2 separate regions of the Mus musculus genome follow, and region 1 is linked to region 2. A link is a loop called in an ENCODE intact Hi-C map of the cell type or tissue named here. Cell type or tissue: heart. All regions are shown on one strand. Each heading gives the region's core, and the rest is flanking DNA. Links, peaks and the distances in the headings are about the cores only.

Region 1 (5,371 bases), core at 82-5,081, 260 kb before region 2:
GAGAATCATTACCTGATCTGTGCACACCACACATTCCATACATGTGTTAATATAAAAACGTACATACAATGTTACTTTTATAAGCTATGTGCTTTCAGAGCAAAATCACCAGGCACCAGTGAAGTTAAAGTAGCCCAACATGATTCGTCCGAGGATGCTGAGACAGATGCTGAAATGCTGAGACATGTAACTGTTCCAGCATCCTGCCAGGTTCTAGTGTTTCTTCAACTTTCGTATTCAGGACAACTTCAAAGTGGCCAGCCCTGGATAGTACAGCCTAACACACTGCTTCAGCCCTGAACTTTTCCAGCGGCAGATGATCCTTACAGAACCTGAACAGCAAATGCAACAGTCCACTCTTCAGGTCTTGGCCAGCATTCCAATTTCCTTTGGGTTGCCCCCAGCCAGTAAGAAGCAATCTAAAGAACACAACCTTCATTCCTAGGTGGTTATTGGTTGTTCAGTGGTTTATGGGGGTGAAAGGGAAAGAAGAGTAGATTATTGTATCTCCTATTAAACTAAAAAGGCATTAATAAAGCCGGGTGTGGTGGCGCACGCCTTTAATCCCAGCACTCGGGAGGCAGAGGCGGGCGGCTTTCTGAGTTCGAGGCCAGCCTGGTCTACAAAGTGAGTTCCAGGACAGCCAGGGCTATACAGAGAAACCCTGTCTCGAAAAACAAACAAACAAACAAACAAACAAAAAAACAAAAAGGCATCAATAAATCAAATATTTTAGATTTTTTTAGCTACCACATACTGTATATAAGATTCAACTCTTGTTGTTTAGGATTTATGTGCATATAACTTCAGCATGCAACTCATTTAAAAATGCAAAATTCTAATCTTAAAAAGTACTGTTATAAACTGTTAAGGATCATTTAAAAAATAGTAACCTATAAATAATCAAATTCTTTGATGCATTCAGAACCATACTTGTAGTCATGTTAGGTACGAGTGTAGTTAATTTCAGGTATAAGCCTTATGAAGCTTCCTGTTACATTTCAAAACAATCAACTAGAAACAAGTAAAGTTTGTTTATTTAGATATACTTTAGGTAGACAGATGATCCTCCAATGCTTAAGAAATCTGCAGAATATGTCATTTTAGATGCTTTAATAAAAAAGGCTTTTTGTGACAGTGAGACAGATCAGCTCCTGGCAGTGCCCCTAATCTCCTCCTCTGAAGATGATGGGCACAGAAGAAACTCCACTGGGAGCTTACTTCAAACGTGACAAAGCTAACCATTGACTATTTGCTGACAACACGCTGTCCAAATGATGGACAAGTACAACACATGGGAGTTGATTGTCCCACTTTGCCTAGACAAGGTGGACAGTCCCTCTAAGTTCCTGCTTCACAGGAAAGTCTGTCAAGTCTTCTGAGACTGGTGGCCCAAAGATGGGTACCCCACTGACCAAAGAGGAGCCTTGTGACTGTCCAGGTAGCCAGTAAGGCTCTGTCATCTTATAGACCATTGGCTGCTTGGTCTGCACTCCTGGTTACTCAGGTGAAACCCTGATGTATTTGAAGATGAGATTAGTGAAAGATTTATCAGTGAACAGCAGAAACCAAGGCTTAAGTTCCCTTCAGGTATAAAAATCAGGCCTCAGGTTATACTGTCCTAGTACATCCTTGTCTTACAGTTTTCCTTGTTACTAGATTCAGAAAGAGAAACTCACAAAAGAGGTGTAAAGTTTATGAAAGTTGAAAGACATAAAAGCTTAAGTTGTGAAGGCTCTAAGAAAATGTTTGGGTCTAAGAAGGTGTTTTAAGGTTCATAAATGCAAGTTAGAAAGGTTGGAGGATGTGAAAACTTAAATTGTGATTTAAAAACAATTATTTAAGGGGCTGGAGAGATGGCTTGGCTCAGCATTAAGTGCACTGGCTGCTCTTCCAAAGGTCCTGAGTTCAATTCCCAGCAATCACATGGTGACTCACAACCATTTATAATGGGATCTGATGCCCTCTTCTGGTCCGTCTGAAAATAGCTACAGTGTACTCATACACAAAATAAAGAATCTTTGAAAAAAAAATACACTTCAGGTTTCTTTCCCTTGCTCATTTGAGACAAACCCTCTACAGAACTTTAGACTCAAGATAGGACAAATGGACTGGACACTGTGAATATAATTCTAACAGTAATAGTTTGCACAATTGTCCTTACTGTATATAGTTACTGATGTTGGAGAGAAAGGCATTCCTTGGACTAAAAGGGGAAGATGTTGGGATAACCCACACATACTGTATCAAGTGGTCATGTAGGTTGTCTCTGCATTCTCACTTGTTCATTGCTGTGCCACTGGTGCCAGCCTAACAGCATATATAAATGTTTGCTGCTTCCTCACCTGCCCAAAAAAGCAAGCTGTCTTGGGGGAAGTTACATAATCCTTATATGTCAAAAGGAACACCCAGAGATGGACAGATGTTGTCCTGCTGCTGATTGGTTCAGACCAAATGTGACGTTTTGCATAATAAAGAGCTGGCAGCTAGAGCTGGGAATGAACAACCAGGCAGAGAGGAAGTGGGACAGCAGCAGAATGGAAGTAGGGCAGAGAAGTAGAACAGGAGAGCCACACAGAGAGACACCGTGGCAGGGGAGTCAGTTGAATTAGATGGGCTAGCTAAGGGACTGCCCCAGCAAACTGGCCAATCACAGTATACTACACAGATATCTGTGTCTTTATTATTGAACCCCAAGTTGGACCCCCCCAAGCCTCACAATAAAAAATAAAGTGAAACAATTTACATAAACTCTTTTTTAAAAAAGGCCTAAGGACAAAATGTAGCAAATTCTGAGAACTCCACCTGCTGTTCAGTGACAAGGTAACTGTAACAACTACAGCATTCCTAAGAATAGGAACCCAAAATATACAAAGCAGCAGTTGAGAAGGAAGAACAGGTGAATCCAGGATGTCAAGGTAGGGAGGGTCAACAGTACAAGTCCATAGTGAATACAGTACGGTTAAAAAAACAAAAAAAACAAAACCCAAAAAGCCAAATGAACCCCGATTACACAGAAAGAACGGTTACCGTCTGCTCTTAGCCCAGATCCTAGTCACCTAAAGGATTTCTATATACCATTAGCAAAAAAAAAAAAAAAAAAAAAAAAAAAAAAAAAGACATGTATGAATCTAGGATAATCATAGAACTTAATGGTTCTAAATAACTCCCCAAACCTCTAGGTTCCAAGATTTTATACTATTAAGAGTAGGCATAATGTTATTGTGCTCTATTAAACATTATCTATGTATAATTCAAATGCTGATTTCTGTGCTCCTGTATCTGGTTGCAATCCTTATTCTAAGTATCTCCTTCCTCTGTATCTTATTTTCTGATTTGTCAATAAAAGCTGATTAGCCAGTGACTGAGTAGGAGAGAGAAGGAAGGGAAGGGAGAAAAGAGAGAGGAAGTGGAGAGTCCAGGAGACTTAATGAGAAAAAACCTGGAGCCCAGAGAACCAGATCAGTACTAAAATGCAAGTACTCAGGGATTTTGGCTGGGAGGTAGCCAGATTAGTTTAGAAGATTATAATAAGTAATACTGCTCAGTTGTTGTGCCCTCAGAACTTGCTAAATAAATGGGAGCTAGCTGGGTTAAGAGGAAAACTGCAACAAAGACTAAAAAGCAATTAACAATGAAGACTATTTTATTAACACCATGAGTTAAGGACATGGCTAAGTTAGATACAGTGCTTCCGGAAGTCCGCAGACCTAAGTTCAGATTGCCATAGTCACATAAAAAGTCTTGCTCAGTGGGTACATACAGTACTAGAGATGGAGACAGGGGCAGCCCAGGGCTATGCTGGCTGGCCGGTCTAGCCAAAAGGTTAGCTCCAGATTCACTGAGAAACTGTCTCATAATAAAAGATGCAGAACCACAGAGGTAGACACCTAAGCTGCAACTCTGGCCTCACACATAAATGAACATGTAAACACGAAAATGATACACATACACTAAGACACAGACTGACAGACAGAAGTGCCAGGGGCTGCAAAAAAAGCTGAAGCCATTCCTGAAGATTAAGTGAAGGGTTTGCCCTGTGTGTCACACATCAAAACACACTAAAGGGACAGTAAGTAGCTTGGCTGGTTATCAGCAAGACACACAAATGACTCAAAAAAAAAAAAAAAAAAAAAAAAGAAGGCAGGAGCAGCAGGGCGGAAAAGCTAACCATTTGCAGGTGGTGCTGGACCATCACAGCCACCTGTAAAACTGAACTCAGCTTCACACTGAGAAACAGACAGACAGACAGACAGACACATGGAGACCACAGGCACCTCACCTCAAAAATGGAGTACTTCCTGAACAAGGCCATTCAGAAAGCTAAGCCATAGCTGGGAACTAGGACAGTGGTGAGCACCAATTAAAGAGTATTCCTCCAAAGCAACAAGTCAGGAAAAGAAAAGACAATCCGGGTCAAAATGGGTAACTCACACACAAAAAGAAAGCTAAGCAGCAGAACAAGCAAATAGTACAAAGTTCAACCAAACAATCCTACTAATATCTAAATACCTGACCTACTTGTTTTAGTGAGTATAATTCAATAAAACCATTTTGAAAGGCCACCTGGTATAATCCTACTGTCACCTCCAATGTTACTTCTAGAGTTCACATGAACATGTATTGTATCAGTCACAACAGAACAAACATGAAACAGAAAAACACAAACACACACACACACACACACAAAATGAATGAGAAAAACCAGCCACAACCTAATCGTCCATTTGCTGTCTGCTTGAAGAATGGAACCCCATAATTCGGAGTAAATCAAACTGTCTGCAACAACTTGGATGAATCTGTCCAGGTGTTTACCAACAGAAGACACACCCACACCACACGGAAAATGAATATAACGTGGAAACCTGTTGCCGTATTAAATTCAAATGAGGCAAACCCCAAATACTCGTGTGTGCTAGGAATGCACACACGATTGATAACCCTGCCAAAATAAAACCAAAAAAAAAAAAAAAAAGCCTCCTGCAGGAAAGAGGAATGGAGGTGCTTTGGAGGGACCAGCCTTGTTTTCATGTGTGGAGATAACAGGAGTCATTTAGCTAGCTCTCAGTATTTTTTAAACCGAATAAATATGCAGTTTTGTGTATATGGTATAGTGCAGCAATAAAAATTAATGATATAAAAATAATACAATAACTGGAAATGTTTAAAAACTAAGGTAACTCGGTGTTTTTAGCTGCTATCAGATGTAGTGGCCCAGACCTCCAGAGATTGAGACTGGAGGATACCAAGTATGAGATCAACCTGGGCTACACAGTGAAACTATACATATATTATTTGCGTATGTATTTGCAAAGCATAGTATAAGTTAGAGAGATGCAATGTGGAACAAGAGTACACTGAAAAGAAGCCA
Region 2 (5,371 bases), core at 52-5,051:
CTCTGGCCCTGGATTCCTCAACTCTTCCAAAACCTGCTGCTAGTCACTCAGGCTGGGCCAGAGCCTCAGAATCCCTCCACAGGCCAACCAGAGCCAAGAAGGCAGTGCAGAAACCCCTTGATGTCCTCTGGAGAACCTGTCTTTCAGTTCTCTAAATGGCAGCCTGACTGGGTCTACAGGTCTGCTAGTTTATGTAGCAGGCTAGGGTCAGCAGGAACCTTAAGTATTGAGGAGTCCCCTCACCTCCTGCACCAGAGGATACTACTTGTCTTGCCAGCTCCCAATCCCTGGACTACAGGGCCACTCTAGCAGCATGTGTGTTGGCCTTTCTTGGAACTCTTTCGGAGTCCAGAGATCCCGTGGGGGGAGGGGGGGTATTGTGCCTGAGGAGAGGCCATCGTTGTGTCAGATGCTGCCTGGGCACCACCTTGATCTGACCCTTCTGCTTATATTCTCAAAGTACTTGACCCTAAAGGCACCCTCCCATGGAGTCACTGCCATTAGAGACCTAGCCATCACTCACCCTAGCCTGCTATACCAGGGCCTGTCCTTCATTTTGCCAGGACACAGAAGGTTCAGAACTGCCCTGCCACATCTGAAATCCCAGCTTCTCAACTGAGCTGGCTGAGAATAGCCTCTGAGCAGTGACTGGGGAGGGGAGGGCTGTGTCTGCCACCCTAAGGCTTCAGGTCTTGAAGGAGTACACTCTGTCCAAGGAAGCTTCAGGGGAGGTGCACCCAAGTCCAGTCAGAGAGGCCCTTTGCATCCCCTGCCCCTTGCACCCAGTTCTCCCCATCCCAGAAGAAGATGGAAGGCTAGGACCTCATCCAGGAACAGGGTGGTTAAGCAGCCCTACCCAAGTAACTGAATCTGTCTATGCCTTGGCTTCCTCGGTTGTAAAATGGAGGTCAAAATAAGGCTTCATTTACAAGGCTGGGTCAGATTCTTACTTGTGTATATGGCAGAAGCATTCAAGGGCCTCAGCTCAGGAATGCTACCATTCCTATCAGCTGTGGGTACTCCATGCCACAGGAAGCTGAGCTCCCAAACCTGGGGTTTAGGGCAGACAGAAGCCGGGTCCAGGCCATCTCACTGTGGAAGCTTGGGGCAGTGAGGCCTCCAACACACTTAAGTCCTTCTGCAAACTGTTCAAAGCAAGAGACCAGGGGCTGGGACTCAGGCCGTTGGTAATTCAACCTGTTCTTTGCCAGGCCTAGGACACCACAGAAATGGGTCCTTGTGCCAGCCTCTCTGTTTCCCAAGAACAGACAGGCCACAGGAATGAGCCGCACCCTCTGCCAAGGGGCCCTGAAGCCCCCAGCCTGCTAAGGAAGCTCTCAGACTGACCACACAGGAGTAGCTGGGCCAAAGTTAGCCCCTAGACAGTGTCAGGTGTGCCCTGGATCCCACTGCAGCCAGGAAGGTGGAACCTTTAGCAGTCCTAGCCATACCTAAACCTCAGCTTCAGGGCTTCCTCCAAACACAAGGCCAAGGCAAACAGTGTAGTTGAGCCCTGGAACTTTTGAGAGAAATAGCTCCCTGCAGCTCTTCGCGACAAAGCCAGCCCTATGCTTGTGGTTGGAGTTTCCTTGTCAATAAGCTGCGCAGGACGCTTAAGTAGCCAGAGAGAGGTCTCTGTCCAGGCTCCTGGGGATAAGGTGCTGGGTCTAAGAGCAAAGCCAGCTCCGAGAAGTGCAAGGGAGGGAGGAGTCCCCAATTAGGCCCAAACTAGGGAGTAGCGGTCGGCACCAACTGACAACTCCTCTCCGGTCTGGAAAAGTCCAGAACGGCCCTCGGCGAGCGCGGCCGCTGTACGCGTGGCACTGTTTACGGCGGCGGGGAGGCGCGGCCGCGGGAAGATGGCGACGCGCGGGCGGGGCCGGCACCTCCTCCAGGCCGGCCGCCCGGGTGCGCGCAGGACTGTACTGGGGACGCAGAGAGGACGGGGACACTCGGGTGGGGCCGACCCGAGCTGGCTTGGCACAGCGCGCGGGGGTGGGAGGTGGGGGTTGGGGGCGGTACCTGTTGTTCGGGGCCTTGCGCACCAGGCCGGCCGTCTTTGTTTTCTTCCTTGCGAAGTCGCCGTCGAAGGGCAGCACGGAGGCGTAGCCGTGCTCGGCCTCTGCGGGACAGACGGTGCGGTCAGCGGCCCCCTGCGCCCGCCCGCCGCCCGCCCACCCTGGCACAAAGGGGCGCGGGCTACCTCGGTCCCTACGCTCCAGGTACTCGGCCGCCTCCAACAGCAGCAGCAGAGAGTTCAGCTCCATCCTGCCGCCCGCGCACGGGACGGCGGCGGCGGCGGCTGCCCGGCGCGCTCCTGCCGGCTCTGCTCGCCGCACGCCCCGCGCCTGGCGGCACACCAGCCCGACTCGCGGACTCCAGCGCTGGGCCGCCACCCTCTGCCTCAGGCCCTCAAATTGACACATAAGTCGAGCAGCAGTCGACGCAGCCAATAGGTGTGGGCGCTCCGGCTTAGGGGGCGGGTTCTTGTCTAGCCTTGCCCAATAGGGACTGGCCGAACGCCTCGGGCAGAGCTGAGAATGTTGACAGATGCGAAGCTTGGCTAGGATAGGCTGGCTCCAGTAGTAACAATTTAGAAGCCCAAGCTTAGCAACAGCACGTGGTGGCCCAGCCCCAGTGCTCGCTGACTGGCGGCCATCGTGCATGTTAAGTAGGCATTGCACGCCGATTGGGCCAGAACGGTCTATGTAAATTGAGTCCGCGGACCAATGGCCAGTGACAGGGCGTGGGGCCAATGAGGACGCCCGGGCAGGACCGGTTGCCGAGAGGAAGCACTGTGTGGTGGGACTGCTGCCCGGCCTACGCGGGGGCCAGGAGGACGTGGACCGTGTCTCGGGAGACACCAGGCAGGATGCGCTGCGGACACGCGCCCTGGCGCTTTGTCGTGCCCATGCATGTCGTGCGCAACGACCTGTTGCCCGGAGTCAGTTGGTACCATAGTCTCGGTGGAGGACCAGGCTTGGGGCCTGATAGGGGCGGGCGCTGGGATCTCGCTAAAGAACAGCAAAGGACACCTGTCTCTGGCAGGAATATTGGCTTCAGGGAAGGCTAAAACTTGGAGACAGGGACGCAGACCATTGGAATCTAAAAGCCTCTCAGATGTCAGACCCAAAGTAGGCAGGATCAGCCATCAGGAGTAAAAAGGAAGGCCACCAGGGTTAAGGGAGAGGCACCAAGAGCTACTGACACTACTGAGCAAGAGGGATCCGTGAGTGTCTGTTTGCGGTGCTTGGTCTGAGGGTAGAGCCGTGCCAAGAGCCAGGCTATGGTGACAAGAGGGTGAACTCTTCAGCAAACTCCTGGCCCTAATGACCCGAGGCCCTCATGCTGGCCTATAGATGCATGGGGGACAGACAGCTCAAGATGCCCTAACACCATCCTCTGTATCCATCCTCTCCCACCCCTTGATCCTCTCTCTGTTATTAGGTTGAGGACAAAATAGCAGGCTGGAGAGTTCTGTGGGAAATAAGGTGGCTAGATAGCAGCTCTTAAAATGGAAGGAAGGTACTGTAGCAAACAACAAAGATTATTAGCATTGAATTTACTTTAGGACCAAGGTGGATGCATTGTGCACACTTCCTTGTGGCTCTCCATATGCCCAATATGCAGATAAGGAAACTTGCAGTGTCCCCTTGAAATAGAAAGATGGAGATTACTGCTCCCACACCCAGAGCTGTTAACAATCTGGGAATGTGGAAACCAGAACCACCTCCCTCCCAGCCTGGGTGTGAGCCACAGATGTCTGACCTGTGGGGCAGGATTAAGAATAACAGGTGCTCTGATGGCGCCCTGAAAAAAACAAAAGAGGAACCTCATGCGGTCATAAACAGTCCTGTATAGACACTGAAAGAACTCCTTAGTATTGGTTGAAGTGCCTCTCTGACCAAGCCCACAATCACTCCAGGGCCAGGGCTGTCCAGAGCTGTAAAGGAGAAGGGTGTCCATCTTTCTGGAGCATTGAGGCCCATGCTCAATGCTGAGCTTTGGGCCCCTGAGCTTAGCATGCGGGCCCAGCATTTTGAAGGGTGCACCTTTGCTTTGGCAGGCTGGTGAGTTGCCTCTAAGTGCTAAGGCAAGCCTGACCTCCCCAGCCTGCTCCCTCCTCCTACTGGGATGGGATGCTGTGGTGTGTTGAAGTGGAGCACAAGAATAGCCTCCTAGCCTTGGAAATTTTTAATCTCAACTGGGGACACTAGCTCCCACCAGCTGCATCCAAGACAAAGCACTTTCCTGTGCCAGAAGTGCTCTCCCTCTCCAAGAGCATGTGAACGCTGGGAGGAGTGGGTAGTGGTGACCTGATAGGTAAAAGTCAGCTCTAGAGAAGTCCCAGGGGCAGGACAGCAAGCCTGCTGCTCAAGGAGGCTGCAGAATGAGCTGGCTTCCCAGGGGAGATCTGGAAGCCTCTGCTCAGAACAGGAAGTGGCTTGCAAGTACAAAGGGCAAGTTTGTCCCCTTTAGACCAGAGGGGTCTCTCCACCCATGGCCTTCAGATGGGGCAGGGGCACCAGCAGTGCCTGTGTGCATCTGTGTCCCAAAGTTCCCAAGATCTGGGGAAAGGAGGCATCAGGCTGGCCAACCAAGACCACCTTCCTCATCAAAGGTCACTGTGACATGCCAGGCCCATCCAGAGAAAGCTAGTGCCTTGTATAGACAGAGCCCAGACTTTCCCAATTGGAAACTGTGGAGTCCAAGGTGGTAAGAAGGAAGACACCTCCATCTTGCCACTGCATTGGCCCAAGTCCTCAGTGCCATCTTCCCTCACAAATGGTAAATTCAGCATGACCCAGGAGAAAGGACATAGAGCCTCCCCGAGTTTGGGTAGATGACCAGGGATAACAGGTCTTTGATCTGCCTGGCCTTTCCCTAACTGGCCTTCCTACCTCTGTTTCTCTGACTAGGAATGAGGCTCTAGCACCCATTTCTGGGACATTTGGAGAATTGACCAAAGAGCTTTGGGTCCAGTATGAGAAAGGGCCGCTTTACCACCACCACCACCACCACCACCACCACCACCACCACCACACACACACACACACACACACACACACACACACACACACACAAACACAGTGATGAGAAACTACTAGAAGGCTGCTCTTAGGTCTTTTCCCACTTACTCAGTCCTGGCTTCCTTTCTCTGGGACCAGGATCAGCAGTTTTACAGTAGACAGTACCCTTATACTTTCCTGTCCAGGTATGGCAACATTTCCCAGGCTTCTTAGGACCAGGGCGTGTGCCACACAGCCAGAGTAGAAATGTTGGTGAGGCCTACTCCCCCCTCCCCCTCCCCCTCTGATTACCTGACCTTGACCCTGCTTCCTCTCCTTGCACCTTTGGCCACTTCGGTCAT

Evidence for each region. A loop is a pair of places that touch in the nucleus more often than their neighbours do. Peaks named below come from ENCODE experiments on the same cell type or tissue, not always from the same donor. Only the 100,000 strongest peaks of a DNase experiment are listed, where the experiment ranks them.
Region 1: it touches region 2 in a loop (2.3-fold over the local background); 2 of 42 quality-filtered maps call a loop at or near these places.

Annotation. Positions count from the first base shown.
Region 1 is chr5:33,930,150-33,935,520 of GRCm38, forward strand. All of the region lies in intron 1 of Nelfa (negative elongation factor complex member A, Whsc2), which reads right to left. Among named protein-coding and RNA genes, the nearest start is that of Nelfa, 3.4 kb to the right of the region's middle. In heart, for the core only: a CTCF peak has its summit at 1,978 (motif pointing left); no DNase peak of the experiment used is centred there; H3K4me3 peaks cover 789 bases.
Region 2 is chr5:34,185,307-34,190,677 of GRCm38, forward strand. It overlaps Mxd4 (Max dimerization protein 4), which reads right to left and starts at 2,404. Exons shown (of 6, transcript NM_010753.2): 1 at 2,204-2,404; 2 at 2,023-2,122. The coding sequence starts at 2,267. In heart, for the core only: no CTCF peak of the experiment used is centred there; DNase peaks (open chromatin) are centred at 1,265, 1,945, 2,545, 4,435 and 1 weaker place; H3K4me3 peaks cover 3,414 bases; H3K27ac peaks cover 2,351 bases.